Regions from separate parts of the Homo sapiens genome. Here regions 1, 2, 3 and 5 are each linked to region 4. The links are chromatin loops, found by intact Hi-C in ENCODE. Cell type or tissue: Caco-2. All regions are shown on one strand. Links, peaks and the distances in the headings refer to the core of each region. The heading gives the core; the rest is flanking DNA. Region 1 overlaps GALNT3 (polypeptide N-acetylgalactosaminyltransferase 3). Region 2 overlaps SCN2A (sodium voltage-gated channel alpha subunit 2). Region 3 overlaps SCN2A (sodium voltage-gated channel alpha subunit 2). Region 4 holds the start of SCN2A (sodium voltage-gated channel alpha subunit 2). Region 5 overlaps SCN2A (sodium voltage-gated channel alpha subunit 2).

Region 1 (6,323 bases), core at 381-5,380, 540 kb before region 4:
GACACCCCTGCTAACCCATAGAGAGAGGACCATGTGATAGGAGAGCTGAGTAGAAGGCTTTAGAATTTCCCCTTTCTTCAAAGATAGTAAATCAGAAGTAATAACATATCCCTGAGGAAACTCTCAAGATTGATGTCACTATCAAAGATTTGAAATAAGACTTGTGATATCTATCACATCCCCACTTAGCTCACTTATTTTGCCTCGGCAGAAGTTAAATGGATCTTAGAGAATGGCTGTAGACTCCCCTAAACTTAATTATTGGGTGACTCCAAATGTAGTTGCTGACCCAGATGTAATATCTTTATCAAACCACATGGCCCCTGGCATTTGGTATGTAGCTATTGACTTAGTTAATATCTTTTTCTGCCAATTTACAAGGACCACCAAAAACAATTTGTTTTTATCTAGCAGAGCCAACAATATGGCTTCACAGTCTTGCCTCAGGGCTAGATCAATTCTTAATCTTAATCATCGTAACATTTCACAAGTCATCACACTGATCCACTACATTGATGATAATATGCTGATTGTCTCTGATGAGAAGAAAGTAGCAAATACTTTAGATATCCTTGTAGAGCATATAAGAATTAGAAGGTGATAAATCAGCCCCACAAAAATTCAGCAAAACTTCTGGGCATTCAGTAGCCACTATGCTCGATAGGCTTTTTTTTTTTTTCTTTTTTGAGAGGGAGTATCATTCTGTTGCCCAGGATGGAACGCAGTGGTGGGATCTGGGGGTCACTGCAACCTCTGCCTCCTGGGCTCAAGCAATGTTCTTACCTCAGCCTCTTGAGTAACTGGGACCATAGGTGAGCTCCACCACACCCGGCTAATTTATGTATTTTTTTTGTGGAGATGGGGTTTTGCCATATTACCCAGGCTGGTCTTGCACTCCTGGGCTCAAGCAATTCGCCTACCTCAGTAGTGCTGTAATTACAGGCATGAGCCACTGCACCCAGCCTCAATAGTCATTTTTGAATTTGGGGGCAACATTTACAACATTTGAATATGCTACCTCAACCTGTTTACAGAGTAACTCATAAGGCTGCCAGTTTTTAATGATGATCAAAGTAGAAGAAGGCTCTGCAGCAAGCCCAGCAGTACAGGCTATGCTACCACTTCAGCTTTATGATCTAGCAAACTCAACGACTCTCTTGGTATCTGTGCCAAAGAGGAATGCTCTATGGAGCCTCTGGAAAGTGCCAATAGCAGAATCACAATACAGACATCTAGGGTTTTGAAATAAATATTTTCTTCAGATAACTGTTTACTTTTTGATAAACACCTTCTGACTTGCTACTAGGTAGATATTGAATGCATAATTATGGAGTGTCAGGTTATCATGTGGACCAAGTTTCCCATCATTATCTGGGTAAAATCTGACCTATCTTTCCATAAGGTTAGCGATGTACAACAGCAATATATCATTGAGTGGAAATAGTACATGAGACAGAACTAGAGCAGATCTGGATAGGACAAATAAGTTGCATGAACCAGGGACTCAGACTTCTTTGGTAGCAACTCTAATGGCATTGCCTTGTCTCTTTCAACTCATGCCTGTGGCTTCTTGGCGATTCCCTTAGTCCATTTGTTAGAAGAAAAAACAACAACAACAACAACAACAACAACAACAAAAAAACCCCTCAAACCTGATTTGCAGATGAATCTGAACAAAACACTAGTACTACCCAAGATTAATGACTGTGTAGCACTATAGCCCTACTCGTGAGTAACTGTGAATAATACTGGATAAGGAAAACTTTTCTGTAGGCAGAGATTTGAACAGTAAATATGGTTGTCCACCATGTTGGGAATGAGACATGCCTAGAAATACAGATCTATATTGGTCATCGATGGGTAGTTGTTAATGGTTTTTATGGTCAGAGTTGGAAGGAACAGGATTGGAAGATTGGTGACAAGGTAGTTAGTTTGAGGAAGAGGTATGTGAATGAACCTTTCAAAATGAAAAGACCCTGAAAGAATTTGTATCCCCTCTGAGTGCCCACAAAAGCACATCCATTGCAGAGGAGGCTCTTAATAATCAAGTGGACAAAATGACACATTCTGCATGTCAGTCAGCCTATCTCTCCAGCTGTCTCAGTGGGCCCATAAACAGGAGTCTTGGTGGCAAGACTGGAGCTGTGTATGCATGGGCTCAGCAACATGGCTTCCCCTTTGTAAAGTTGACTGGGATAGCGCTGCTGCTGAGTTCCTAATCTGCAGAATCCAGCATTGAGCCCCTGCGGGGATCAGCCAGCCTCTGGGTGGCAGGTTCATTATACTGGATTTCTTCCTTCATTGAGGGGGCAGAGACTTCTCCTCACTAGAATAGACAAGTATTCTACATATGGATTTGCCCTTCCTTGACATCACCAACATCTGTGGACTCCTAGAATGCTTAAGGGCATGGTGAATACAGAGTAGTAGTTAGTGTAAGAAAGAAGCCATAGATATTCATTATGGCCTCGCAGCCAATTATGTAAGTGAGGATTATTGTAGGTTTGCGTATTTTTTCTTTAAAAATTTTTTTTCAATCAGCTTTCTCAGGTTCAATGCACATTTTTTCTTTGCCTCTTATATCTAGGTTTTTTTTGTATATGTTAACAATTTTCTTCTCTCATTTTCATTTTAAAAATGTTAAATAGAAGCCGTTGGAGATCAACTTTCCAATTTAGGTAACAGAATATTTAGTGGGACTGTGACAGAATTTAAGGAGTAACTCAGAGTCACAGCAATGACTACAATAGCTGTTAGGACTCTATGTCTCTCGTTTTTGAGGAGATAGAACTTCTTCACTTATAAAGAAGGACAGTTAGACTTTGTTAGGTGAAATATAGAATTGTGTTGTTATTGTACAGGAGTTTCAGTGTGTGGGAGAGGGTGCATGTGGAAGCTGAGTAGTGAAAAGTGTAGACTTTGCTGCTTATCAGTTTACTGTCTCTTAGTTCCAAATTTACTGTATTAGCCTGCTCTGTAATAATGGAGCTGGGCCTTGTAAATTTCTTTTTTGCTGGCTCGTACAATGTTAAGCCTTGTCAGTAGAGGGCACTGGAGGGACACTGAAGTGGCTGAGGCTTCTCTTTCTGGTTTCTGTGATGCTCACTGGCTAAGCTCCTTTTGAGCATAGTTTTCCTCCACTGCTCACTCCCCAGTATGATTTTCTCCAGTACTAGGTATCTGCAGAACACAGCTTTTTCTAGAGTTGGTGTTCCCCACACACTGCACTTTCTTTAGAGCTTGATTTAGGCAGCAGTGGTGTACCCTTGAGACACAGACACCATGGACCTGCTCTGTCACCTAAGTCACTGCTCCCCAAACTCTCTCCTCAGATCCACACATGCCAAACTCGGGGCCCCACAAGACTGGGTGTCTAGGGAGCCAGCTGCCCAACCTTTGTCCCAGGCAGCCAGCCCAGAGCCGTTGTTACCTGTGTGGCACATGAAAGTTCACTAAACTCCTGCAGGGGACAACCTCTGTGATTCCAGATTCCCTCAGCAGCCAGCAGTTTTCCTCAGCACCTAGCTAGTTCTAGGGTTCTGTCCCCCGGCTGTGAATGGCCTCTTCTGGAACTTCAGGGGCAGATTTCTGGTAAGTCCCATGAATGAAGTACTTCTATGACTTTTTACCAGGTAGTCAAAGCTAGGGCATCTCCATAGACATCTCTGGATCTCAGCCCTGGTGAGAGGAGAGCCCTTCCTTGAACACTTATTTCAGCCATAGGGGGAGTGGTTGCCCCTTATACTGTATTTACAACTCCTGTATTCTTTAGAATTCTCCTTAACTCCCACTAGGCAATTTCCTGTTACTCCAATCCTCTTTTAATACCAGATTGTATTAAACTTTCTCTGTTCAAATTAGCATGTGGTTTCTATCTCCTTACTAATCCAAAAGCCAACAACTATGTTTACAAGGTAAATAGATGGACAAATGTTTTAAAATGCAGTGCCTCTACCTGGGGGGCAGGGAATACCAGTTACATGAATAATCTCTGGATCCACCTAAATCACTCCTCAGAATTCCTCTACTCTGTAGTATGCCATAAGTAATCAATGCATATCTTTCATATGTAATGTAAAAGTCATTCACAGGTGTAGATGTGGCAGGAAAGAGCATGTGAGCCCCTGAGTTTGTGACTCCCTTGACAGATAATGTAGTATCATAATTACTTGTTTGTGTCAAACTGTCAAGATAGAGTTGGCTAGCTCACAAATCAAGATTCTATCAGCAACCTTTCACATTCAGAGATGACGATGAGGGAGATGTCTACCTGACCAGGGGTAGCTGAGAAGTTGGATGTCTGACCCTGTCCTTCTCAGTATTGAAACCTGTGCCTCACGGTTGCTGATGGTTAACTCTGTCACTGAGCTTTTTGTCTCACAGCCTGCAGATATCTTGGTTCAGAAAGCTGTTCTTAGTTTATAACAATTGCAAGTAGTTTAGTCATCCACTGGTGGCATTGCCCAGCCACCCAGAGTAACTCTACTTTGCCTTTAGCTGAGATCTTTGAGGTATGTCTACTGCTGCCCCCTCTGAGACAGAATGTGGCTGTCTTCATGCAGTTTGCTTTGCATCAGTGTTTGTCTCTTGTCATACATCCACATGCCACTTCCTGCTCAGAAGAAATGCTGCCAAGAATGTAAACATGAACTTAAACATAATCAAAACTAACAAACTACAGCAGCAAAACACCATGAGATTTGACCCACCAATAAATGCAAGCAGAAATGACTTTCTGCCACTCCTCTGTTCCCTAACACTTTAACCAGTAGATGAGGGGCACATAATAAAACTTCTACCCAAGCACTTAAAGGTTTATTATCAGGGCAAGGTCTTTAAATTTTGTTTTTCTTTGTTTTGTTTTGAATTCAATTAGGAAATACAGATGATAGATAATGTGTGGCAAAGATCCAATGAGTTTTATAATAATTCACAATAGTGTACTTTTCTTAATCTATAATCTATATTAGGATATTGGGATGTAATTTTGTTTTTTTTCTGCTTAGTGTGGTTACCCCTAACTCTTTACAGCATGCCTTAACTCAGTAGTAAGGAAGTTTTGTATACCAAATTAGACATCACAGCAATTAAATTCATCAGGAACCAGACTTTAAACTTCTGGAGTTGTAATGGTTTATTGTCACAAACATGGAAACAAGAAGTGAGAGGAACCACTATCTTCTTATTTCATTAAATGTTACTTTCATGTAAAATTATAATGTTCTGCTTTCCACTACTTCAGAAAATTGCTACAGTTGGAATTTTTAGGTTAAATGAACAACTAATATTTCTGCAACCTATGCTTCTTCACCTAGAGGGACAATCATGATGGATCTTACCTTGATATTTTCCCTTCTCAATTTGTGTTTAAACAAGATCCCCAGGTGATTCATAGTCACTTTAAAGTTTGAGAAGCTGTAGTCTAGATAACTGGAAGCTACCACTTGTTAGTTAGATTATTTTAAATTTGTAAGATTTCAGATGGAAGCATATTTTTACCCCTGAGAATAATCCATTGATTTTAACATAGCGAGTGTCACAACCAGTTAAAATTGTGTATATTGCTTTAGCTTTTCACTTTATGAATATTTTTATTAATGACTTTTTGCAATGGCTACATATATACCAGGTTACAGATTAATAACTTTTTAAAACCAGGTCTCTGAATTTCACTCTTAGGAATTCATAAGAATTTAGAATTTAGAAGATCTCTGAATTTTTCTTTTCTTTTTTTTCTTTTTTTTTAGTTTTTAAAAACTATTTCATGATTTTTGACTTCTCTTCCTCTGTGAATCTGATCTTTGGTAATTAGCAAATAGCCATCTTGGATAGGTGTGTTTAAAGGTTTTAGAAAGAGTACAAGAAGAACAAACCCTTTATCTGCTAATCATTTCTAATGTGCAAATATGACATGTTATATCCTGAGTTTGCTGTTGTGCTGATTTTTTTCTTATCAATTCTCAAACTTCTGAGTCCAACTGGAAGTTGACTGTAGGAGAGATTTGTTTTGTTTCACGAGCTGTTTTTACGTAGGGCTTCCAATTTGGCAGGTAGTACTGACAAGGAACATGGCATTATTCCCGGAAAAAGGCATTAAAAATCCTGGTTTCATTTTACTCATTTATTTATTGTGTATCTTTTGGCTTATGTCTTTTATTGTTCAGGTATCAATTTTCCCATTTTTATGATTGGAATAAAATATTTATAAAATTATTTTACAGAAACATAATTTGCAGTAAAACCTCAGTGCCTCATTTATATCAGCGTAAATCCCTGAGTCTTTTTGGAAAACTGTGGGTCATTCTTGCCTTGGATTTTATCGT
Region 2 (6,323 bases), core at 479-5,478, 160 kb before region 4:
CCAGCCTGGGCAAAGGGCAAGACTCTGTCTGTAAAAACAAACAAACAACAAAAACTTCTTTCCTTTATAATTACCCAGTCTCAGGTAGTATCTTTATAGCAGTGTGAAAACATACTAATACACTAAGTAAGTGTTGACTTCATAAAAGTAATAATAATGTCTTCCAGAGTTAGACTACATGTAAAATGAAAATATATAATAATAGTACAAAAGATGAAATGGGGGAAATAGAATAAAAGTGTTCTCATGTCCTAGCAATGTCCAGAAAGTAGCGAAATACTAACTCATTTTGGAGTTTAAAAAGTTAATGTGGCAATTGCTTGGGTAACTATAAACAATATAGTAACAAAATGTATAAAACTGAATTATACAAATAATCCAAAAGAAGTCATAAAATTTAAATCCAAATGTGAGATGTGTGTGTGTGTGTGTGTGTGTGTGTGTGTGTGAGAGAGAGAGAGAGAAATATTGTTAGACTGGATATAAAATATAATTCATGAATATTCAATATTGAATAGGAGGTTACAGAAACATTTAAGGTAAAACAATGAAAGAGTATGTACCATGCAATCACCAACCCAGCCAAAGCCACTGTAGGCATAATAATAATCAGACAAAATGAACTTAGGGCAATCTTACTAGAAATTAACAGGACTGGTCCATAATGACAGTAGGGTCAATCTACTGGGAAAAAAATGTAGCAATTTAAATTTTAGGCACCTAATAAATATCAAATAACTACATAAAAATTAAAATATATAGCAAAAGTTAACAGAACTAAAATAAATAAATTTATAATCATATTGGAAAATTTTTGCACACCCCTTCTGGTAAAGGATAGTAAAAACAGCCAAAAGAAATGAAGATTTCTTTCAAATTCATGAATAAAATATATAGAATTTTGTACTTAACAACTGAAATGTACTTTATTTTCAACTACATATGAAATACATGACACATTTGATAGATGCTGAGCTACAAAGCATTTTCCCCCAAAAGTTAAATAATTAAGATTATACAAAGTATATTATCGATATTATCTGAATGTAGGAAATTAAATTAGAAATCTAAATAAATATATCTAGAAACTTTTTCAAGTATTTGGAAATTAAGCAGTTCTCTTCTAAGTTTCTAGTAAGATTTTTAAAAATCAAAATAGAGGTGAGAAAATATTTTAAACTGAATGTTAACAAAATGAAATATACTAAGATTTGTGGGATGCTAGTATAGCCATGCTTAGAGGGAAATTTATAGTCTTAAGTGCATTTACTAAAAAAAGAACAAAGGTTGAAATCAATGAATGAAATAGAGATTTTCAGAATTTAGAAAACAATAGTAAATTAAAACTAAAGAAATAAAAGAAAGAAAATTATAAATATAAAAGCAAATAAAAATAGGAAAGAACATACAGTACAGAATATTTTAAAAGGCAAAAGTTGGTTCCTTAAAAGACTAAATAAGTAAAGAAGAGAAATCACAAAATACCAATAACAGGAATCAAGATGGGTCACCACTAAAGATCCTATAGAGTTTTAAAAAACAATATCATCATAAACAATTTTACGTAAATAAACTTGAAATTTTATCAAATTACAGAGAGTGAAACAAGAAGAAACAGCAAATATGAATGGTCCTCTATCAGAGAAAATAAATACATAATTAAAAACCTGTACATAAAAACAATTCATGCTCAGATTTTACTAATTAATTATCCAAAGAATTAAGAAAAATATTAACACCAGTCTTAGTTATTCTCTACCAGAGAACAAGAACAAGAAAAGTCCTTTGCCTACTTGTTTTAAGAGGTTAGCATAATCTTGATTTCAAAACCTAACAAGCACATTAAAGTAAACAGATTACAAGCCAAACTCTTTCAGAAATATAGATGCAGGAATATAAAACAAAACATTAGAAAATCGAAGCAATATATGAAATTGATAATTCAAATGACCAAATTTGATTAAGTTCTAGGAGCATAGTTAGGATTAATATCCTAAAATCAATCACTGTGTACCACAATATCAAAATACAAAAGAAAAATAATATATGATTTTCTAAATAAGATGCAGAAAAACTTAATAAAATTTTGCATTTATTAATGACATCTAGAAACTTTTAGAAAATTAAGAACTGAAAGAGTCTCTTTAAGATGATACTGGATATCTATTTTTAAAAAATCTATACCAACTGGCATTTTTAATAGTTAGTTATTAAAACCTCCCTTACTCATATTAGAAACAAAACAAAGCTTACCACTATCACCTCACCTCCTCAATGTTACAACTAATGTTCAGCCAGTGCAGGGAGGAAAAGCAAATGAAAATTATAGTAGCAGGGATGGAAAGAGCAGAAATAATTAAAATAGAAAGCAGAAGAACTATAGAGAAAATCAACAAACCAAAAGTTGAATTTTAAAAATATATTCATAAAATTGAAGGACTCCTATATGGGCTAATCAAGGAAAAGAGATAATTAACAAATTGTCAGAATCAGAAATTAAAGGAAAAATGATTAGAGATGTCACAGATATTAAAAGCACAATAAGGGAATAATATGAACAATTTATACAGTAAATTCAAATAACAATAACTTAGACAAATGAATTCTCAGAAAAATGCAATTTGTCAAATCTAAAAAAAAATCGTAGTCATCCTACATACCTGTTTAAGAAATTGATATTTTTAATTAAAAACTTTCCCACAGAGAAGACTCAGGTTTCCGATGGCTTTGCTGGTGAATTCTATCAATATTTAAGGGAGAAATAATCTCTCTTACTCTCTTTCAAGAATAAATGCCTCCCAACTTGTTTTATGAAGCCAGTATTATTTTTATACCAAAACCTGACAAATTATCCAGAGAGACCACTAAAAAATAAAAAAGAAATGTTAAGGGATGTGGAGAAATGATTTAGACATTTAACATATATTCTTAAGGAGTTCCAGACAGAGAGAATAAAAAAATATGGAATGATAACCTATTTGCAGTGTTAAAAGCTGATAATTTCCTTGGAATTCTCTGAATTAAAGATATTAATATGTGAATCCTCAACTTATATTAGCATAAATTCTGAGCCAGATTAATAAAAATAATTTCATAGGCTCATAGAAATAAAAAACAAATTATAAATATTTATATACATATTTTAATATAAATATTATAATTTTACATAAATATTTATATATAATTTTACTTATATTATTTTTATATAAATATATATTATATAAGTATATAATATATATTTATTTAATATAAATATATTATTTATATATAAATATTTATATTATATATAATTATATATATTATATTAATATAAGTAGATATATACAAAAAATAATTCTAATTAAAAATGTGGCCAAAATTAAACCATTTTCAGAAAAAGAAAAACGGGGTCATTTTGCTGCTAGCAGATCTGACAGAATTCCTGAAGGATACATTTCAAGAAAGAAATAGAACACAAAATGAAAAAGTTGGCTGAAGAAACAAATTTGAGGGAAAAAATTACCAATAATTAGTATGTAAGTCTAAATAAGTACTGCCTACAAATTCATGTAATAATACTGTTTAATTTGTTTTATCTCAAATTAAGGTAGAGTTAAGATACTACACAAAAATAACATATTAGAGGAGAGCAATGATATGTCATCAGTCTAGGAAAATTCATTTTTCCAGATCAGGACACAAATATTGATTACAGTTCACCTTAATTAAGTATGCATGTTAAAATTTAAGAGTAATCACTTATAAAAGAGAAAGAAAAAAGAAGAAAGGAAGGAAAGGAGGGAGGGAGGGATGAATGGAGGGAGATGATGTGTAACTTTCCATCAGAGATGGGGGAAAGAGAAACAGAAAACACAAAGCAAAAGAGGACAAGAAGGAAGAGGAGAATAAAAGGAAAAACCTCAAAAAGTGGAAAGTGTGAAGTAAAGTGATAGGAATAAAATTAGATGTATCTGTAAATATAAAAAATGTAACTTGATTAAAATAGGCTATTAGCAGGAAGTGTCACATTGGATGACTTAAAAATCTAGTTATATTCTTTTACTTAATAAATCTATATACTATACCAAGAGATAAGAACCCATTTAAATAATTGGGAAAATGAGATTGCTGTAAAATACTAGAAAAAATGGGCAGCATAGCCTTATTACTACCAGATTCAGCAGCTACAGATGTGTCATATTTCACTGTTCCTTCTACTTCTCAGGAGTAATCACTCCTTTTTGCCACAGAATCAATTCCAAACTCTAGCATGGCTTTCCAGGTTCTTCACCTCTGGTTATAGCCTTTCTTTGGATAGTTATATTCCTCTTTGATCTCTTAGCTGCTATTGCAAAGTTGATATATAGTAGACACTCAAATATGTATTTAGTTCAGGTAAAAGAAAAAAAAATATTCCTGAATCCATGGAATCATTGTAACATTTTCTTGTATAATGTCCTCTTCACTTTTTTCACAGGTATCTTTTCTTTAAAAAAATGAGAGGGGCAGGTGCAATGGCTCATGCCTGTAATTCTAGCACTTTGGAAAGCTGAGGCAGGATGATTGCTTCAGTCCAGAAATCTGAGACCAACCCAGGCAACATGGGGAGACCCTGTCTCTACAAAAAATACAAAAAAAAAAAAAAAAATGAGCTGGGTGTGGGAGCACATGCCTGTAGTCCCAGATACTCGGGAGGCTGAGGTGGGAAGATCACTTGAGTCCAGAAGGTTAAGGCTGCAGTGAGCCATGATCACACCACTGCTCTTCAGCCTGGGTGACAGAGCAAGACCTTATCTCAAAAATAAATAAATAAATAAATACAAATAAAAATAAATAAGAGAAGAAACATGTTTATATTTTAGATCTAACATATTGACAACTAAGCAACATTTCTTCCTCCTTCCCTCACCATTGCTGGAGGTATCCACACCAGACATTTTTTCAGAATTATAATTCATGAAACATCCCATTTCTTACACTCCCCTCCTTTCTCCTACTTTCCCCTATCGTTCCCTCTCCTCCTTTCTCCTCTTTCTTTACTTCCCCTTACCTCTCTTGTCTCCTCCCTTCTGTTTGTAAATAGGTCTGTATGTTACAGAGCTCAGAAAAACAAGGGATTGTGTGAGATGCGCCAAGAATGGAGAAGATGAGAATGAGAATCTTTCCTGTCTAGATTTGTGAGTTGGTAATGACAAATTGAATGGCTTTCTGACTGGCCACCATGAACTGCCTTCTATTGGTCCAGATTAAAGGTTCTCATGCAACAGGGCATGTAGCATTCACTGGAGGGAACTATTTTATAAATTTATACTGTTTCCTAGACCATCCCACATTCATTCCACCCAGTATACACTAGGGATAGTTAAGGTGCCATATGGGGTGTGTGTGTGTGCATGTGTTACCTGAACACAGTCTCCCTAAACTTTTCTAATAGAATTCCCTTTATACCAACTACAGCCCTAAAGAAGAACCTCTATTATAATTAGATCAATGTCAATCCCTCAATCTGCAATATAAATACTCCGAAAGCCATCCTCTTAGGAACTTTATTCTGTACATGATAAGTTATGTAATGAAGGACAGTTTGGACTTTCCGGAGAATATGTTTTCCTATTGGGCAAAGGAGACCCAAATTTGCTAGTTCTCAGTCCTTGGTATGAATCAGTATCAATGACGAGCCTTCAAAAAATTAAATGCTTAAGTCTCACCCAGAGATATGAGTTCAATTGGTCTGGTCCTGGTCTTGGCCCATGCACTGGCTTTTTTTTTTTTTTTTTTTTTGCTTCTCAGGTAGTTCTAATATGCATTCAGAATTGAGAAACATTTCCCAAACTGTTCATAATTAAATGAGAAAGTCAAATCTGTGCTATTTTGGAATTTTGTTTATATATTATGAAAAGTTGCAGTCTAAGCTTTCTTAGAATTTTTGTAAAGAAAATTGTAAAAATAAATACGCAGATACTATGTGCACTTTACAGAGTGACAGCAAATTTTAGGGATCTAAATCTAAGTGATCTATAGGCTGTAATAAACAAGACATTTGGTGAACAGAAAAGAAACAAGGAGAATATCCTAAATGAAAAATACTGAGAGCGCAAGGAAAGGATAGAAGGATATAAAGAAAAGTAGATCAAGAATACATAAGGAAGAAATTGAAATGGAAAAGTGAAAAAAAGAACAATAGGTGGACAGGAAGGAGAAAAGATGCACAACTTAAAATGTTAGTCAATTTTTTATTAATTTTTGTAACTTTCCACTAGTCTACCTGATGCCATATCTAGCTTTTTGGCCAATATTAAAGTAGTTATCCAATACACTCTTCTTAATTAACTTCCATTCCATGA
Region 3 (6,323 bases), core at 901-5,900, 55 kb before region 4:
AAGGGTGTTATACCTACAGACACAATTGTAAACGCTTACTAACTCAAAGCTTTTAAATGCTAAAATAGAAGAAAGTCATAAAATTCAGACCAAAAACATACAAAATTGTAATTCAGATTATGTATATTTATTTTCCAAATGTAAAAGCAGTAAAGAAAATTAGCTCATGGAGTTTACTCCCTTACCTAACATTGTAAATTGAAGACTTACAGGAGGAAAGCCTGGTAACATGGTCAAAATTAATGAGAAAGGCTTGGGATGTGGCAAGCAATTCGTAAGGGAGAAGAAAAGAGAAGAAAGAAGTAATAGTGAGTTGGGTAGAGAAGAAACACTTAGAAGACGGGGGAAAGTAATTCACTTACCTGTGATCTCATTTTGCAACATGCTAACGATTGAGTAAAAGGAAAGAAAAAGAAAGAACACATAACATTGCCAACCACAGATATTTTGGAAAATGTGTAGCTCAATAACTTGGTCAAAGAAGAAAATCATATTAAGTGACGATTTGAAAAAGGATATGAATGTACCAAAATCTTAATAGCTAATTTTCTAATAGGGTTGAAGGGAGTTAAAATGTAAAGGGCAGGGGTGGCACTGAATCGAGAGATTGCTTTCCCTTTATTCAATACTATAAACGTCTGAAAAAGAAAACACAACACATAAAATAAAACTTAGAATATATATTAAGAATATTTTAAGAGAAAAGTAAAACCATTATTTATAAATATTGCCCTGTAAAATAGTGTATAACATAATAATTACCATCATATGACATGAAGATAGATGCTTTTTTTTTCTGAGCACTATAAACTTTCCTAAATTTGATAAATGACATGAGGATTATTAAGAAAATTTGTGATCAATGCCATAGGAATTCTTAGCAACTTTATCAAGTTTTAATGTAAGTATTTTAAAACCGCATTTATAATTCACATAAAGCACAAAATTGAGGCTTTGATTTTTTTTTTTGGTTAGAAAATTTTCTCATGAGAACTTCAAGGTTTTCCAGGTGTGTTCTTTGCTCAGAATCTTATTTGGCACCTACAAGTCACCTGCTATTATTCCTTCTGTGGAGAGCAATAGAAAGGAGAAAGTATGGTATAAAGGAATAATTAAACCCACTGAAGATCAAAGTGACTTATGGAGAGCTAGAGACTATAAAGAGGAATTTAGATACTACTCCTGCAAATATAAAAAATAAAATTTAAATAGACTCCTAGTTTACAGTTTTTGCTTCTCAACATTATTAGGGAATCAGGGTCAATTTACACTGGTTTAAGCATATAATTTGTATTCAAGAAGGTGAATAGGCTTTTGTCCTTCCTTAATTCCCGCGCTGGAGGATGCCTCACCAGTTCTCTGCCTGTCTCACAAATGCAGGTTCAAATGAGTGCTTCCAAAAGACTTCTAGGATCATTGGTCCATTACACGGTCAGGCCCATCCAGCATCTTAGTGATACTTTAGACAGAGGGAAGGAGGCCAGCCTTCTTCACCATCATCCCTGGGACTAGCCCAGAACCAATTAGTAAATAGGCAGTGAAGGCAACTTGACTAAGAACTCACTTTCTTATTGATATAGTAGGGGTCCAGATCCTCCAGGGGCACTGACACCATCTCTGGAGGAATGTCTCCATAAATAAATGGAAGAGATTTTCCTGCTTCCAAGTCACTGTTTGGCTTTGGGCCATTTTCATCATCCTCATCCTTGCGTTCCTGTTTGGGTCTCTTAGCTTTCTCTTCTGCAATGCGTTGTTCAATAGCAGCAAGGGATTCCCTGGTAAAGAAGCGGAAGCTGTCAGGTCCTGGCGGTACCAGCACTGACTGTGCCATCTTTTCATCCTGCTCCTTTAATCACTGTTTAGCTCCTTGCATAAGAAAGTGCTACAGAAACAGGGAGGGAAAAAAAGCAATGACCATTAGAATAAAAGGTGATTGTGTCAGTTACATGACACTGAGCACTGAGATACAGCATAGAAACTCAGATAGCTATAATATTTTCAAAGAAAGCTGTATTTGGTATTCAGGGAATCTCATATGTGCATCCATTTGCTCACATGGAGATCTATCTCTCACATTCAGTAGGTGTCTATGAGGTAATCTAATCTCCCACTCCCAAAATGTTTTAAGTGATTGTGCTACTTGTGGGAAAATATGCAATTCAGAGCTCAGAAATGGAGGATACTGGTTTGTGCCTGCTGTTTCACTTGTGTGAATATTTTGGCAGCCATCTTTTTCAGCATTCTTTCTGAAAAAATAGCAGAGATCCAAAACAAGAGATGAAACATCATATTAAATTGTAGAACCTGAGCTGAGGATCTTGCACATATCTCTCCAAGTCTTTGCACGTGCCCTTTGGCTCACTTTATCACATTTAAGAGTTTATTCCAAGTCAATTCACTGGGTAAAAATCTCTGGAAATCCTAAAATGCCAGGCTATGGAAACATAGGTAGATCCTGCTTGAAAGAAAGGGAGTGGGAAGGAGCAGAAGATGCCTGGTTGTGTTTGGAACTGCTCGGAAGCTGCACAGGAAGGGACCCAGCTCCTGCCAAACCGGGCAGGAAGTCATCCACATCAGAGGTCTGTAGCTCGGACCCCCTGGCTTAGCAACCTGCTGCTAGCTAGTGTAATTGCTTCTTAAATTAACACATTTGCAGTACCTTAGGAAATACTGTAGAGATAGCCAATTTCCTCAAATTATGCCCATTTCATAAAAACGTAGCATCACAGTCTTAGTGTCCATATCAGAATTTGGACTTGAGAAAAAATAATAAGTTTACGATAGTTTATCTTTTCAAGCAAACTCTTATTATATGAGTCTTTGCAATAACCTAAATAGATTTTTACTGGTATTCAAATCATATTTCACCAGACTAAAGTAGATAACTCAAAAGAGCACATCAGTCATTCCAAATGTTACCTCTGAACCAGTGGCAGGAGTTTCTATGCTATTTGAAACAATACAATCAACATCTTGACTCCTAAATGACACTTAATCTATTTTTTCCATCTTTTCAAAAAATCAATCTATTTCACCCCCATACTATAGGAGTCAGAGTTGTCATTTAAATATATGAAATGCATTTTCTAAGAGTGAAATGTGTTATGCAGTTCACTTCTGCAGCATACACCAGATAAAACAGAGGGAAACCTAAAATAACAAAAACTACTGCACAGTTTTATTTAAAAAAAATGTTGAAGTAAACCAGGACCTTTCAGCTACCAGCTAGCAGACTGCCCTCCCCAGTATTATAGTGCCTCCAAAACATCCCTCATTTTTTTCACCCATTCCTAGAGACCCTCATGCCTAGCGACAGACATAGGCATGAAGATGGTCCTTGCACACTGGGGGAGGAAACTGCCATGCCTGGATTCTCTAATAGAAGAGACATGCTAAAACATGCAGCCAGCAGCTTCAAAATGAAAGTGGTCCCTCTGCAGATTTCCCCAAGGATTCTACTACTGTAAAGGTAGAGAAGCATCACAGAGAATAAGCATAATAAGAATAATAAAACATTACCCCTGTAGAATCTTTTACACCCAGAGTTTGGGATTGATAAGCTGGCACCAAGAAGACTGCAGCTAAAATTCCATCATGCTTTAAAAAAAAAAAAATCTTTTTTTTTTTTTTTTTTTTTTTTTTTTAATTCTCCTTCAAAGACCACACCTAACTTCCTGTAAAAGGATTCTGGTAACTGAAGTAAGAAGAGGCATTTCCTGTACAGGGACTACAAAATGGCATTATTGTAACTACCACTAGAGGGCGGGGAACTGTGAAGAGAAACACCTTCACAGCGTACACACAGACATATGTCTGAAGCAGCCCAAAGCTCTCAGTTGTGGAACTGATCTTCCACAGGCTTTTCTTGGAACGAAACATTAAAACTTTGTTGATTTTAAGTGTTAATTTTGTTAACAGATAATGCTTCTCCTCATGCTTTTTATTTGCTATGTCAGAAAGTCATTCAACCCATATAAAGAATTCAAATTTAAAGTAAAGAGAAAGTACAGTAGTGCACTGCTTAATGGCATTTTTGGTCAATGACAGATCACATATATGACAGTGGTCGCATAAGATTATAATACCATATTTTTTACTGTACCTTGTCTATGTTTAGACGTGTTTAGATACACAAATACCATTGCATTACAATTGCCTGTAGTATTCAGTACAGTAACATCCAGTATAGGTTTGTAGCCTAGGAACAATAGGCTATACCATGTAACCTAGTTGTGTAATAGGCTCTACCATCTAGGTTTTACGTACACTCTATGAGGTACACACAATGACAAAAATCACCTAATGACACATTTCTCAGAATATATCTTGGTCCTTAAGCAAAGCATGACGTAAATAGGGAAGGGTTAAAAATAAAAACTCATATTAAATAGCAATTAACCCTTACTATATGTAAGGGTTAAAAATAAAAATTCATATTAAACAGCAATTACCGTATGTAGGCTTGTAGCCAAGGAACTACAAACATAGAGTAGGATTTGATATTAGCCTCAGCCCCAGATAATCTTAAATCCAATGTAGTTCTTTGCTAATTCAATAAAGAGATGGCCTGTGCCACACAAGTTAACTCTCTCCAGAAAAAATATTAACCCAGTGAGACACCAATCTTATTTATCTCTGATTTAAGTCACTAAAAAGCAACCAGAAAAAAGAACTGATAAACCAGTGAGATTGTGAATGCTAGGCTTTCAATTAATATCATAGTGAAGATTTGAGGACTTACTAAGTGCCAGTCACTTGGCTAAGACATTTGCCCTGTATTATTTCATCCTCCACACAACCCTATTGGATAAGTGCTTTCATTATCCTTATTTGCAAACTGAAGTAAGGACATACACTGAGATTAGGAAAAGTCTCCTAAGATCATACAGGCAGGATTCAAACTCAAAATCTGATAGCAAAAATCTGTGATCATTACTCAATCATAAAAAGAAAACAGGCACCGGTATCAATTATAATTAGAACAGTTCTAATTGTTAAATCAATGTATTTCATACTTTCTGGCTTCATCATTTTCATTGGAAAATGTATTTGTTGGGCAAAAACAGAAAACAAAATACCACATCTTCTCACTTATAAGTGGGAGCTAAACATTGGGTACACATGGACATAAACATGGGAACAAGAGACACCGTGGACTATAAGTGGGTATAGGGTGGGGGAAGCAAGTGTTGAAAAACTACCTATTGGGTACTATGCTTGCTACCTGGGTGGTGGGTTCAATCGTGCCCTCAAACTTTGGCATCATGCAATATACCATCATAACAAACCTGCACAGGTACCCACTGAATCTAAAATAAAGGATTTGGAGAAAAGAAGAAAATGTGTTTGTTGGAAATGAGCAAGGGGAAGATGTAGCCCAAAATAATATTTTAGTCACTTTAGCAGATAACTTTTGATTGTAAGAGAAAAAGATGTCTCAAACTAATTGAAGTAAAAAATAAATAAAGACAGGAGTTTATTGGTTCATGGTTTGTCCAGGGCTAGTCTTAGGCATATGATGATTCAAGAGCTCAGCTGATGTTACCAGCTCATAGTTATGCTGTATCCTTTTGTTCTGACTTTCATAGTGATAAGTTTCCTAAAGATTCTTCTCTTAGCCGTAGCTTCCCTACAGCTAGATGCTGTAGCAGCTCTAGCCTCCCAACCTTCCAGACCTCAATTCAGTGGGAAGAAAGACTCCGAAAAACTCATTGCATCTCACTGACACCTGGTGGGTCACATGCCCATCCTGAAGTAATTACTCTGTCCAGGGTAATGCCGTCTTTGATTGGCCTCTCCTAAGCCACATGCTGTAGCCTTGAAACACGGAAGAGTCCTCATTTGAAACCTATGAGTAGTCAGGGTTATCATTGTGGTACAGAAGCATTTCTGAAAAGTGGAGTTGGAGCTGGGAAGGTTGCTTTTGCTTGTAATCCCAGCATTTTGGGAGATCAGGGCAGGAGGATCCCTTGAGACCAGGCATTTGAGGCTGCAGTGAGCTATGATCACACCACTGCACTCCAGCCTGGGAGATAGAGCAAGACAAAGAAAGAAAGAGAGAGAGAGAGAGAGAGAGAGAAAGGAAGGAAGGAAGGAAGGAAGGAAGGAAGGAAGGAAGGAAGGAAGGAAAGAAAGGAGAGGAAGAAAGAAAGAAAGAAAGAAAAGAAAGAAAGAAAGAAAGAAAGAAAGAAAGAAAGAAAGAAAGAAAGAAAGAAAGAGAAAGAAAGACAGACAGGGAGGAAGGAAGGAAGGAAGGAAGGAAGGAAGGAAGGAAGGAAGGAAGGAAGGAAGGAAGGAAGGAACGAACGACAGACAAGTCCCGG
Region 4 (6,323 bases), core at 468-5,467:
CCTGTCCCATTCACTTTCTCATCTTTCTTCATTCCTTATTTTGAGATATAGTGGTATCTGCACATGTATATTTGCATGTTAACCTCCCTGAGGTAAACTCCTTGACTAATTATTTCTTTATCTCTACCATGGACACTTGGTTGGTACGTGGTATTCCACAAATATATGTAGACATGACACATTTTAATCCCTTTCTTTTCTCAAGATATTGAAGAAGTAGGGTAAAGCCTGTGCCTAGTAAGTGAACAAAGGAGGAAAGGCTTGGACATGAGATGATATTCTTATAGTTGTCAATAGATTAACCTATATGTACAATCTTTTCTATTAGGTAGGAGGGAAAGCCATGTGGCCATCCACATCATTCATGAGCATAGGGTAGAAGAGTATACACCACCTAATAATGAAAAAGGCATACTAAGAAACAGAGTTTCCATAGTTGTCATTCAGTTTTCTTGGATGCTTTGACAAGAAACCTAAGAAAATTGAGCACTGCATATAATATGCCATTGAGCAACAGTATACTGAAAGAAACTCTATTTTACAGAATATAACCAAACACACACACACATGCACACACACACACACACACACACGCACAGTGAATATCATCATACCTGGTCTATGCCATCCTGATATGTTCACACTAGAGGTGAATTGTGTTACTGCTATGGAAGATGTGGAACTGTCAATCACTGTTCTAGCCTTGCCTTATTGTAATTTAGTACGTGACTCTGGGAAATCCACCTTATCTCTCAATTACAATTGCTTTTCTTTAAATGATAATGGGGATAAATGGTTAAATATCTGTAATTCTAAAAATCTCCATGTATATGGAGCCATGTAGAACTACAAACTCTATAGATTCCACACATTTAAAAAACATGTTTTTTTCATGGTTTGTCCAAACCATTTTATAAAATCATTCCCCATAGCTTTCACAACCTCTGACATGGCAAAACTACCTCTTTACAGGAAAACAATGACTGAGATAAAAACATCCTGATGCACCTCCACCGCCTGCCACCTCCACCATCACACACACACACACACACACACACACACACACACAGCTCTTTCCACAGGAGAAAGAAGTGAGGCATTTAAAAACAATCTTACAAAACTATTTTTAAAATATTTGTAAAATCTCTTTAAATTTCTCTAAATGAAAATCAGTGGTTTTTAAATATAGGATTTCTATATGTCTTTATTCCTGTTATTCTAATAATAATCAAGCAAGGATTTAAGGGAAATCACGAGAAGCAGCAGAGAGAAGCAAGGCTGTTGCATGCAACTTCCACCTCCTGAGTCATTCCACTCTTTAACACAGATAATGTCACATGACCTAAAATAATTTAAAATGTGAGCACCTTCTATAATATCAACTATTTAAAATGGCCACGGTTCTATTATCCCAAATCCAATAAAATACAGAAAAAATCAATTTTCATGGCAATTAATTTGTGTTCAGCATACTCCTCACATCCATACTGGGGGAGGAGGGAGGGTCTATAGTCTCATTCCAAGTCTATTAAACACATTACATAAATCTTGATTCATGTGGGAGAAATGACTTACGTATTATTTCTAAGAGGTAAAAATAAAGACATAAACAATCTGTACCATCATAGCCAGCAGAAATCGTTCAAAAGGCCTTTGGACTCAGAATATTGGCTTGCCTCTGAGGCTGCAATCAGAAGGCTCAGCCCTGAGCTTTGGCAGAGCCACTGCCATGTTAATCTGCTTCATTATATCTCTACAATTTGTTCACTGCATTAAGGAGCAGTATTTCCCTTGTGAAAGGAAAACCCATCCTTCACTTTGAAAGCTTTACCTTTAAAAGGTAAACAAATACAGCCAGAGACAGAGACCAACAGCTAGAAAGCCAAAGAAATAATAAAACACGGTATGTCATAGTCAGAGCTCATTTCAGCCTAGGAAGATTTTAAATTGCACAACAGCTAGAATTAGAGCTTTTGAATCTCTTAGATCTGAATACAAGCTAACAAAGCACACATCTTATATTAAATGTCATTCTTAACATAGATAACAATCCGTGGATAAGTCAAAAATAGAATCATGCTGGCTTACCTGAAATAAAGAAAAATGTAAATCATAACACAGAATCCACGTATGTGTTGAATATAACAGTCTCCAATGCAATTCTTCAGAATTTTTACTGGAGTAGAAAGTAAAATCTCACATGTGCTCTATCCTCATTAAAGAAGAAAAAAACAAGAAAGGATGACCACAGCATCCTCCCTCCTTTGCCTTAGCTTTCTGTTCTGACAGTCATTCGATGGTACCCAATGTCTGTTAGAAAACAGCATGCTAAATTAGAAAAATAAATAAATAAAGGCAGCATCTTACATGACAGCTCCATCTCCTGGTCAAAAGTGGAACCATCTTAATTCACGTTCCTTTGGCTATGTAGCAGTCAGCACATAAAATTAAATGATGTACAGCCCATAATTCCACTCTATTTGAAATCAACTACTTTAATTAACTGTAATTTAAACATTTAAGAAGAATTATAGTATGAATTTTTAGAATTATAATTCTATTTTGGGGATTCAAATTTCTTTACATTATGTTTAAACTAAATGGAAGCTTTTCCCATCATTGAAAACTTAAGATTTATTTAACTTTATATACCATCTGAAAAAGTAATATGTATCTCCTATAAAACAATTTTAGATGTCAAGCTTATTGATAATGAACATCACATCTCTTTGTGGAGAAGTATAAGTTTTTGTCACTAGAGAAGTTAACACATAACACTTGTGTTGCTATTGTTTGGAGGAATGTTGAAAGGTTAAAGATAAGGCAGGAAAATTAAATGACTTAAAGGCAAACTTGAAAAATCTTTAGTTAATCTAATCTAACTACAAAAATACAGACGACAAGTTACATGCAACATGAAATTTGATAATTGTAGTAGTATACTATAGTGTGTAGTTACATCTTCTTAGAGAGATAAGAGAAAATTAAATTGTCAAAAGAATCCATTTGGTAAATGACACCATTTATAGAATCAAAGTTTTACTGAGCATATGATGTTCTCAATATATGTTTGTTTAATTAATTATTCTTCTTATGAACAGTTGTGAAGGCCAGGATCATTTTTTTAAAATTTGAAGTAAAAGGATAGGCATTTTTTTTCTCCCACTTTTTTACAACACCATTTTAATTTGGGGCCAAATCGATCTTTAATTTCCTATTGCAGTAACGCTGTCCATGGTGCTGAGAACCAATTTTAGAACTCATGGTGAGTTCTAGGTCTTAAACGGGTCTGAAATACTGTCTTTGTCAGATTTGATATAAAATTTACCATTAAAAGTCCCCAGATCAGCCAGAATAATTGATAGTATCTAATATAAAAATAGTTAAGTAATTTTTTTATCCACAAAATATGTATATACACATGTCCATCAGAAGCCAAAATGCTGATAAATACATTTAATAAAATACATGATTGCAAGCTACACTTTCTTTGGATTCATAATATTTTATTTTCTGTGTGCTAAAGTTATACTGAATAGATTGCTTTAACATAAGGTTGTTCCCACACTATTAAATAGACGAGGAAACCAAAGCCCACTCTTCAGTAACTTATCCAGTATTAATAAGCAAGTCAGAAGAACAAACCCAGTTTCTTAAATTTTACCTTACTTCCATTTCTACAACATTATTAAGATGTATTAGTTTGGTTATGAAAATATATTTTTAACACTGAACAAATAAATAATTAAAGTGACTTGGTAGATCAAATTATTTTAATGTATACACTCAACTATTTCATCTCACAAGTTTCCTGCACTATCATAAGATACATAAGCTCTCAGGGCACATAATTATGATAATTTTGCCAAATTAATTTGCAATTTCAACAAATTACTCCTGATGGCCAAGAAGCTTAAACCTGTAAGATTAAAGCCTAAGATGCCACAAATATGAAATATTATTGATACTTTATTTTTAAAATCACGGGAATTTTACAATAATTTATATAAAATTTAAATGTTTTTCTTAACACAGTAATCATTTTTCCCCATAGTCTTGAGGGTAAATTTTATCCTTAGGGAAGATGTGACTAACTGATCCTGGGATTTTGTGTACCTCTAGGCACGCCACCTCATGCCCCCAGGGATACAATATCCCAGTTTCAAGACCATAGGGTTATATGACACAGAAACTGGAGCAATCCTTTTCAACCCTAAATCATATCACATACTCTTCTTCTCAAAACTTTTTAGTAGCTACCCATCTCCTTGTGAATAGTCTATGCCTTCCCCAGTGTTCACAATGCTCACAATCTAGACTCCTTTACTTCTCTGATGTTATTCTTGCCCTCACTCACTCTACTTTAGCCATTTTATCTTCTTTCTCATTACTCAAACATGGCAGGTATGTCCATTCCTTAGGAGGCGTCCACCTTTTAATCTCTTTGCCTGGAAATCTCTTACATGGGCTCCGTATGGCTCACTTCCCTCATTCTTGTCACAGCTCACAGCTGCCTTCTTACTGAGACTGGCCTTGACCCTCAATACCACACACTATCCCCTCCTCTGGTTTTTCCCTTTAGTATTTAGCTGACATACTAAATATTTTGTCTATTGTCTGCCTCCTCCAAGAAAAATGTAAATTCCATGAAGGCAGAGATGTTTGCCTGTTTTGATCACTTCCATAAACGTGGTTCACAGAACAGTACCTGAAATATAAGACCCACCCAAATAATGAATACATGTCCTAGACATAGAAAATTCATACATTTTTATTAATGCACCATAGGAATGCTATTATTTCTGTGTGTGGATTCCTATGTTCTTATTAATACATACGTCAGAGAGTGTGAAATCAATGAAGCAAATGGCATGTTCTTTGAGTAAACTATTTAAACTATGTTTAATTCATATACTTAAGCAGAAAACAGAACATATAGTGAATATTCCATAAATATGTTAGGTTAATGATGCCAGTGTTGAAATTAGACCACTGTGGTCTTGAATTGTTTTTAATGGAGTTCTGACAAAATTTTGGTAAAATATTATTGAACAACTCTTATGTTAGCACTTTTTTTTCCAGGATAAACAAACTTTGAGGTAACTATTGTAATTTTATTTTTATGGAAAATGTTTAATCTCATCTAGAAAATTTTAGCTGTTTTAAAATAAGTTGTAAAAATAGCAACATGTCACATGGTAGACATGTGTGCGTGTGTATACAAATATATATATACATATATACACACAGACACACAAGTACATACACACACTAAATCTTTATGAAATCAACTTCAGTTAGGCATTCATTTCGCTAGTAACAACAAACCAATGCCACATAATTTCTCAATAACATGTCTCTTGGGCATTGCTTTAATGATAAAATCCACACCTTTATTTTGGCAGCTTGATTTTCAAAATCATTTTAATTTATAGAGATAAAAGTAAGTAAGTCTTATTTTACCTCCATTAAGTTGTGCATATTGACTGTTATTTAATTTTTTTCTACCATTTATCATTCACCCAGACTTTTAAATATCATCCATCTGATTCAGAAAATAAAAGACTAAGTTCCTAGTTTATACCTAATATTTGTTTACATTTTTCTTGCCTCACTTCTTCTTATTTAAAATATCTGCATTGGAGAAAAGCAAATGAACAGACATTTTTAAATGGCAATTTCATTTGTACAGTTTTAGTCACCTTAAAATATGCTAACCTCTTTTAAATTATTGGTCACCAACATCAAGACAGTTTTAAAAAGTTGAACTCCATATCTAATGTTTTTCCTGCACTATTATCATTAGAGAATCAAGGACCTGTAAGCCAAAATGGGCATATTTTTATGCCATGTTCAAAGACTGCTAATACTGATGAGGAGGACAGCTTATTACACTAGTTCCAATTAGTATGAATTGTTGACATTTAATAGTATGTTATCAAAAGATGAAGAAAAGGAAAAGAAAAATTGGGCCATCAAAAGGACATAATTTCCATAAACAAAGTCTGACAAACAGAATAATTCCCATAATTCCTTGAAAGACGAGGTGTTACAAATAATGTTATAAATATATAACATTTATTGAGCACTTTTTATGTGCCAAGCAATGTGCTAAGTACTGTACATAAATTATCTCATTATTCCCAGCAACAGGTCTGTGAAGTAGATTTTTATCTTTTCCCTCTTAGAGATGAGAAAAATAAAGCCAAAGTCCCTCAGCTAGTAAACGATGTCTTGACCTCCAACTCAGACCTCTGTTCTCAATGCTTATGTTCTATTTGAGTTCTACTTAAGACACAGGAGATGTAAACTATGAAGAAGTG
Region 5 (6,323 bases), core at 429-5,428, 67 kb before region 4:
AGATATTAGTAAATCACTGGTGATCTTCAAAAGAACATAAGACTCACAAAGAAGATAAAGGGCTGCAGATAATAGCAGTCAAACTACTGCAGTAATTTACACAACTAAGTGAGCCCACTACAAGCTTTGTCCTAGAAGACATTTAGTGACAGAAATGAATTTGAATCAGGGTCTGGTTAACAGTAGCTAGCATGATTTGTTAAAGAAATTGAGGAGGTCTCAAGGTGTTAAAAGCACAATATGAAACATAAAGGGAGGTCAATATTGAAAAATATTTATACTTACTCCACATTCTTTGTCCAGTCTGGAGGGTTACTCATGGTCATAAATACACAGTTGGTAAGAATCGTGCACATAATGAGCATATTGAATAAAGTAGAATATCGTCAAGGAAGACAAAGTTCAATGGAAAAATCTTACTTTTATGCACTACCATGCCTTCACCACCATGAAGTTTAAAACTTTAGTGCTTACTATTATTTTGTTGCTTATTATTCTATTATTGACCCTTTTTTTTGCCATTTCTATAACTCAGCAACCTCATATTTAGATCTTGTCTTCAGGCCAAGCCATCAACTATTTTGAGGCTATTTAGGTACCTTTAGCAATTAAAAAGATTAAATGCAAAGAAAGTAGTTCATCAGTGAATAATTTATCAACTTAAATTTTCTTAACGACAGACTCAACTGAACATTAAAACTGCAAGTTCAGCACATATGTAAACCCTGGCAAAAATTCAACAAGACAATTCAAGTAATTAATTAAATGTATTATAACATCATTCTAAAAGTTACCCTGGTGGAATGTCTTATAATAAGGTCCTTTCTAAACAGAGGGTATAATATACTGTAATTGCTCATAAAATCCTGAACTATGAGAGAAGATGGCAGGTGTTAGCACTGGCATTTCTGGGGTTTGTAACTAAGGCAAAATTACTTATTAAGTTCCCTGAATCTCAATTGACTTGGTTATAAAAGTAAGAAAAAGTAATCATGTAACAGGATTGCTATGAAGATCAAATTTGTTAAAATATGTAAGTCTCCTTCAACTTAATGGCCCTAGTGCGTAATAGATGCTCAATGAATTGCTTCCTGGATCATACAGAACACAGTTTATTACAAATATTGGGTTGGTTTCACCCTATCCCACTTTGTCTTTGCAGGTATAGCCAATGCCCTTCACTTTCCTTGACATTAAAAAACAGCAAAAGACAAAAACCAAAACAACTATTTAAGAAAATATTCAGTATCAGATAATAGTAATGACTTTCATATTTAATAAAAAGCATAATAAAGATTTAGTTGCCATTATGTAAAGTGGCACTCTTTATCATTGTGAATCTGGACACAATTATAGAAATTCCAGAGAGGAAATACGTGCTCTTCATATCTTTTCTCACTCCTAATGTTTTTACTATAAATGATCACATTACTTACACATAATGAAATATCAACACTATTACAACTGGACAATGTTGTGTTGATCTAGAAAGAAAGTTCATTTGCATCTAGTACTGGTTTTAGTCAAAACAATAATAATAATTATTATTTTTTAATTTTAGTAGCTGTGCTGTAAGGCCCATGCTTAATTCTCAGTTTTTTCATCCATATGAAAACACTCATAAGTAAATGATGTGCATCAGCCACGTGAGGGCACTATAATCTAGAGAACACACACACACACACACACACACACACACACACACACACACACACACAAAATACCATTTCAAAGAAACACAATTTTTCTTTATTGCTATAACAAACAAAAAACTAAATTAAATAAAGAATGACTTGCTATTGGTATATAAAACTAGAGGGTCCCCTGTGCTTGTTGGTCTGCTGAGCCCTATTGGGGAAAAATAACACCCCGTGGCAGATTGGCACCATTCTAAATTTATGGTCACAAACCTCAGTGGTCCTCAACACAGTCCTGTATTTTCCTACTAGGCTCCATCTCCCACTCTCTGCAAAGAAAAATTTCAAATATTCTCCACTTTCCTCCAGCTTCCAACCCTCTTCTTTCTTCCGGCTCCATTTCAAGCTGAAAACTTATTTTCTACTTTACAGAGAAGAGACAGCATCACAATGCCCCGCCTCCACTTCCCACCCCCAAATCAACAAACTTTTCCACATTGAGACCAATTCTTTCCTCCTTCCTGTTACAGTGGGGAGGTTTCCAATCCCTCCACCGGTATTCTGGACACCTTCCCCATTCCAGAAGACTTCAGCAATCTCTTATCTCTCTCTTTTCTTATCCTTAATGGCTCCCACCTTACTGGCTTTTTCCCAGCAACACAAACTTGCTTACGTCTCCCTTGTCCTGGCATAGGGGAAAGGATATTTCTCTCCTATGACTCACAACCCTCCTTAACTACTACAGCCTTATCTCCCTTTTCCATATCATGGCCAAACTTTTTGAAAGAGCTGCTTATCTTTCCTTTTCTTATATATCTATCATATATTCAGCCTACCAGCTTTTCTTTCTAAAGATGGCAACATCTTCACGTTTTGTCACTAAAAACAAAAGGATAATTTGAGATTATATTTGACATGCTTTCTAAGCAGCATTCAACAAGGATGGTTCCTCCCCTTAGCATTAAGTTATCTTCCCTCTGCTTTCAGGAGGTTCCAATTCCCTGGCTTCTTCATGCCTCAGGGCACCAATTTCTCTGTATTCTTTGAAATGTGGCATTTTTCTTTTTGAAAAGAAAGACATAAGGTATGTAAGCCATCTACCTCTCTTCTACTCTCCTCATCCTAGTGTAGTCCATCAACAAACATTGCTCAACAAACATAACCATTATATACCCACCATTCTCAGATACTTCTCTCCAAGTGAGACCGCTCTTCTGAATTCCACATACTTGATTGTCCATAGGACATCTGTACTTACATATCTTATCAACACTTCAAATTTTGAATTCTAAAACTGAACTTTTGAAAAGTATCTTTTAATCTACCCCTCCATTCCTGCTAATTACTTACTCCTTTGACGTCTCTGTGTCTTATAAAATGTGCATAATATAGCCAGAGACCTATGAGAAATCTTAGATTTCTGTCTCCCCTTAAACGTTCATATCTAATTAACCATCAAATATTGTCAATTCTGCCTGCTATCTCTGGATTCAGTTACTTTTTTCCATCCCCATATCACTGCATGGTCCAAGTGTCTGTCAAGACTAGCATCAAATCTAATAGTCCATCTAGATTATTGCAGTCTCCTCTAAACTGATGTTTCCAAATTCATGTTTGGCTCCATTTAATCCATTCTGCATACTGTGCTAACACGACCATTGTAAATGTAATATGCATCATTTTGGTAGCTTTCTATTACTCTTAGGATGATGATCAAATGTCTTAACACAGAGTCAAGACGCTAGGAGGTCTGATCCCTGTCTACTTCTCCAGTTTCATTTTCTTTTCTCTTCATTGCATTATCCCCATTTGGATAATACTGTAATTATTTTAGGTTGTCAAATGTTATGAATGTTTTATATGCTGTTTCTGACTTTAGGGTCTTGGAAATGTCACCTCTCTTTTTCTTTAGTACTCAGATTGACCTATTACCAGTTATATACCCCAGCAGCCCTTATATTATTCCTCTAATGACAAATTTTAATGATGATCTTCTCAACTACTCTCTGAGCGTCATGAGGACAGGAATCATGTCTATATTATTCACCATTATAGCCTTGCTATTTCACAGTGTCAGTTGACTAATGAAATTAATTTTGCAATTCATTTGTTACTAAATGGAGTTTTTAAAAACAATTTCTGATAAATTATTTAAAAATACAGCATAAAGTTTGTCTTCAAATATATTGTTGGCCAGGTGCCATGGCTCTCGCCTATAATCTCAGCATTTCAGGAGGCTGAGGCAGGCAGATCACTTGAGGTTAGGAGTTTGAGACCAGCCCGGGTAAAATGGTGAAACTCTGTCTCTACTAAAAATACAAAAATTAGCCAGGCGTGACGGATGCCTGTAATCCCAGCTAATCAGGAGGCTAAGGCAGGGGAATCACTTGAACCCAGGAGGCAGAGGTAGCAGTGAGCCAAGATCACGCCATTGCACTCCAGCCTGGGTGACAGAGTGAGACTCTGTCTAAAATATATATACATATTGTTTACACAAGTTTCTACATTTTTTGAGGGTAAAAATATAAGAAAAATATAAGGTGGAAATTAACAGCCTTATGCAATTATGCTGCATTATGGACTCGGCAATGGTTTTATGACACTTAAAAACTTACTCTTTATAGTGGTATAATTTAGTTATATATAAAAAAGTAAAATATATATTTCAACATTAACAAGAGAAATAATTATTTTCTAATTAGTCACTGATAATAAGTCGAAAACAGGCATTTTCCTTATTTCATGGCTATCATTTTAATAAAAGTATACACTTAAGTTAAAACTTCTGATACATAAAAAGAACAATTTTGCTTTTAATAGAAAAATAGTAGATAACTAGGGTCAAGTTTTTACGCTTGTGGTTTGATAGGTATCTCTAAATAGAAAGGCTTAAAATTCACTAAGTTTCTAAATCATTGTTAATTTATTTCATCAGTCACATACTTTACAAATTCCTGGATTCTGGTGAGTGACTGAAATAGTTTCAGATGATCTTAAAAATACTCAAATATGGCCAGGCGCGGTGGCTCACGCCTGTAATCCCAGCACTTTGGGAGGCCGAGGCGGGCGGATCACGAGGTCAGGAGATCGAGACCACCCTGGCTAACACGGTGAAATACCGTCTCTACTAAAATTACAAAAAATCAGCCGGGCGTGGTGGCGGGCGCCTGTAGTCCCAGCTACTCCGGAGGCTGAGGCAGGAGAATGGCGTGAACCCGGAAGGCGGAGCTTGCAGTGAGCCGAGATTGCGCTGCTGCACTCCAGCCAGGGCGACAGAGCGAGAACCCGTCTCAAAAAAAAAAAAAAAAAAAAAAACTCAAATAACAAAAACTCAAATACAAAAGTATTTAATGTAGGTATGGATTTTGCATTGGTGATGCCATGCATCAAAAAAGTATAGAAACCCCACGTCAAAGCAGATTTCAAAAGGCTCAAACTAGTAGCAAAATGCATACATCCTATATTATTTTTTAAATGTGTAATCCAAGTCATAGAGTACATTTTTCAAAAGAACACTGTATCCTGGAACAATATTGCTTTAAGAACTTTTCAATGTAAAATAAAATAGAGGCAGATAAACCTTTTATAATATCAGGGGACAAAGATGTTTTTTAATCTATTAATTTCTTTATGCCAGGTATACATAACAGTGGGTAAACCTGTTGATTGATACTAACCTGCGAGTTGGCAAATGTAAAATATTTCCTTTGTGTATATTATGAAGAAACACTTCTTCAAGTTTTTAGTGAAAATTGTTTAAGTAGCCCTTGACATGGAGCCTGGATCATCATAACACTGGCACACCCACCCCTGTCTCCGTGGAGCGAGGATGAAGCACCATGAGATTTAGAGCAATGAACCATGGTCAGATACATCCCTTACCAGCCATGTGGGCTTCAGCAATTTGTTTAATTCTTTGAGGCTCAGTTTTCTTATATAAATGTGGATAATACTTTTCTTACAGTATACAGTCATTATCCACTAAGATAATAATTATTGGTTTCTTACCATTAATAACTCATTTATAGAGTATAAAATTATAGGACATTTCTTTGTTATTCTATAGGAAGGAAAAGACATTATGCTCTGTTCAGAGACTTTGTAATAATGTATAATATCCAGAGAAGTTGCAGAGGAGTTTTTAACCTATATATAAACTAGAAGTAGAAGATAGCCTGATGTTAGAGGTTTTCTAATGTAAAAATGGATAATTTGAAGTAGAATAGAATAGGTCTTTTTCTGCATACCAGTGCATATTTCTGAGCCAGCAGAAAAATCGAGTAAATGTCACATATACAGTGTTAAATATTGGATTGTTTAATTTTAATATGAACAAACTCCTATTTGCCAGTAGATAACTAAATGATAACATATGAGCATTGAAAACAAAAGAAAGAGAAATTGTTGTGTCATCTGCTTTCATATAAACCTGTATATTTCTTTTCATGGAAAACCATGATATTTTATATCTCAGTATGGACACTATTTAATGAATCAGTAAGTTGGAGCAACTAAGAAGCACCTTTGAAATGCATAAAACAAGAACACTGGCAATGCCCCAAGTATATTAAATCCGAGGGTTTAAAAATCATTTGTTTTCTATTGGATGCAAAATGCAAAGAGCCAAGAATCAAAAAACCTGGTCTGAAGTTTTAGCTCTGCCACTGATAGAAAATGTAGCCTTAG

Evidence for each region. Hi-C counts contacts between places; a loop is a spot of excess contacts. Peaks named below come from ENCODE experiments on the same cell type or tissue, not always from the same donor. Only the 100,000 strongest peaks of a DNase experiment are listed, where the experiment ranks them.
Region 1: a loop joins it to region 4, with 15 times the contacts of the local background. A loop is called at or near these places in 6 of 110 quality-filtered maps.
Region 2: it touches region 4 in a loop (2.5-fold over the local background); 3 of 110 quality-filtered maps call a loop at or near these places.
Region 3: a loop joins it to region 4, with 11 times the contacts of the local background. A loop is called at or near these places in 58 of 110 quality-filtered maps.
Region 5: a loop joins it to region 4, with 8 times the contacts of the local background. A loop is called at or near these places in 58 of 110 quality-filtered maps.

What each region holds. Positions count from the first base shown.
Region 1 is chr2:165,775,961-165,782,283 of GRCh38, reverse strand. All of the region lies in intron 1 of GALNT3 (polypeptide N-acetylgalactosaminyltransferase 3), which reads left to right. Among named protein-coding and RNA genes, the nearest start is that of GALNT3, 15 kb to the left of the region's middle. In Caco-2, for the core only: a CTCF peak has its summit at 3,084 (motif pointing right); no DNase peak of the experiment used is centred there.
Region 2 is chr2:165,392,180-165,398,502 of GRCh38, reverse strand. It overlaps SCN2A (sodium voltage-gated channel alpha subunit 2), which reads right to left. Exons shown (of 27, transcript NM_001040142.2): 27 at 6,199-6,323. Among named protein-coding and RNA genes, the nearest start is that of CSRNP3, 74 kb to the left of the region's middle. In Caco-2, for the core only: no CTCF peak of the experiment used is centred there; no DNase peak of the experiment used is centred there.
Region 3 is chr2:165,291,332-165,297,654 of GRCh38, reverse strand. SCN2A (sodium voltage-gated channel alpha subunit 2) reads right to left here. Exons shown (of 27, transcript NM_001040142.2): 2 at 1,565-1,882; 3 at 520-638. The coding sequence starts at 1,831. Among named protein-coding and RNA genes, the nearest start is that of SCN2A, 55 kb to the right of the region's middle. RefSeq lists an enhancer at 3,622-3,916. In Caco-2, for the core only: a CTCF peak has its summit at 3,761 (motif pointing right); a DNase peak (open chromatin) is centred at 3,774.
Region 4 is chr2:165,235,406-165,241,728 of GRCh38, reverse strand. It overlaps SCN2A (sodium voltage-gated channel alpha subunit 2), which reads right to left and starts at 2,315. Exons shown (of 27, transcript NM_001040142.2): 1 at 2,089-2,315. In Caco-2, for the core only: a CTCF peak has its summit at 2,379 (motif pointing left); no DNase peak of the experiment used is centred there.
Region 5 is chr2:165,301,900-165,308,222 of GRCh38, reverse strand. It overlaps SCN2A (sodium voltage-gated channel alpha subunit 2), which reads right to left. Exons shown (of 27, transcript NM_001040142.2): 4 at 286-375. Among named protein-coding and RNA genes, the nearest start is that of SCN2A, 66 kb to the right of the region's middle. In Caco-2, for the core only: no CTCF peak of the experiment used is centred there; no DNase peak of the experiment used is centred there.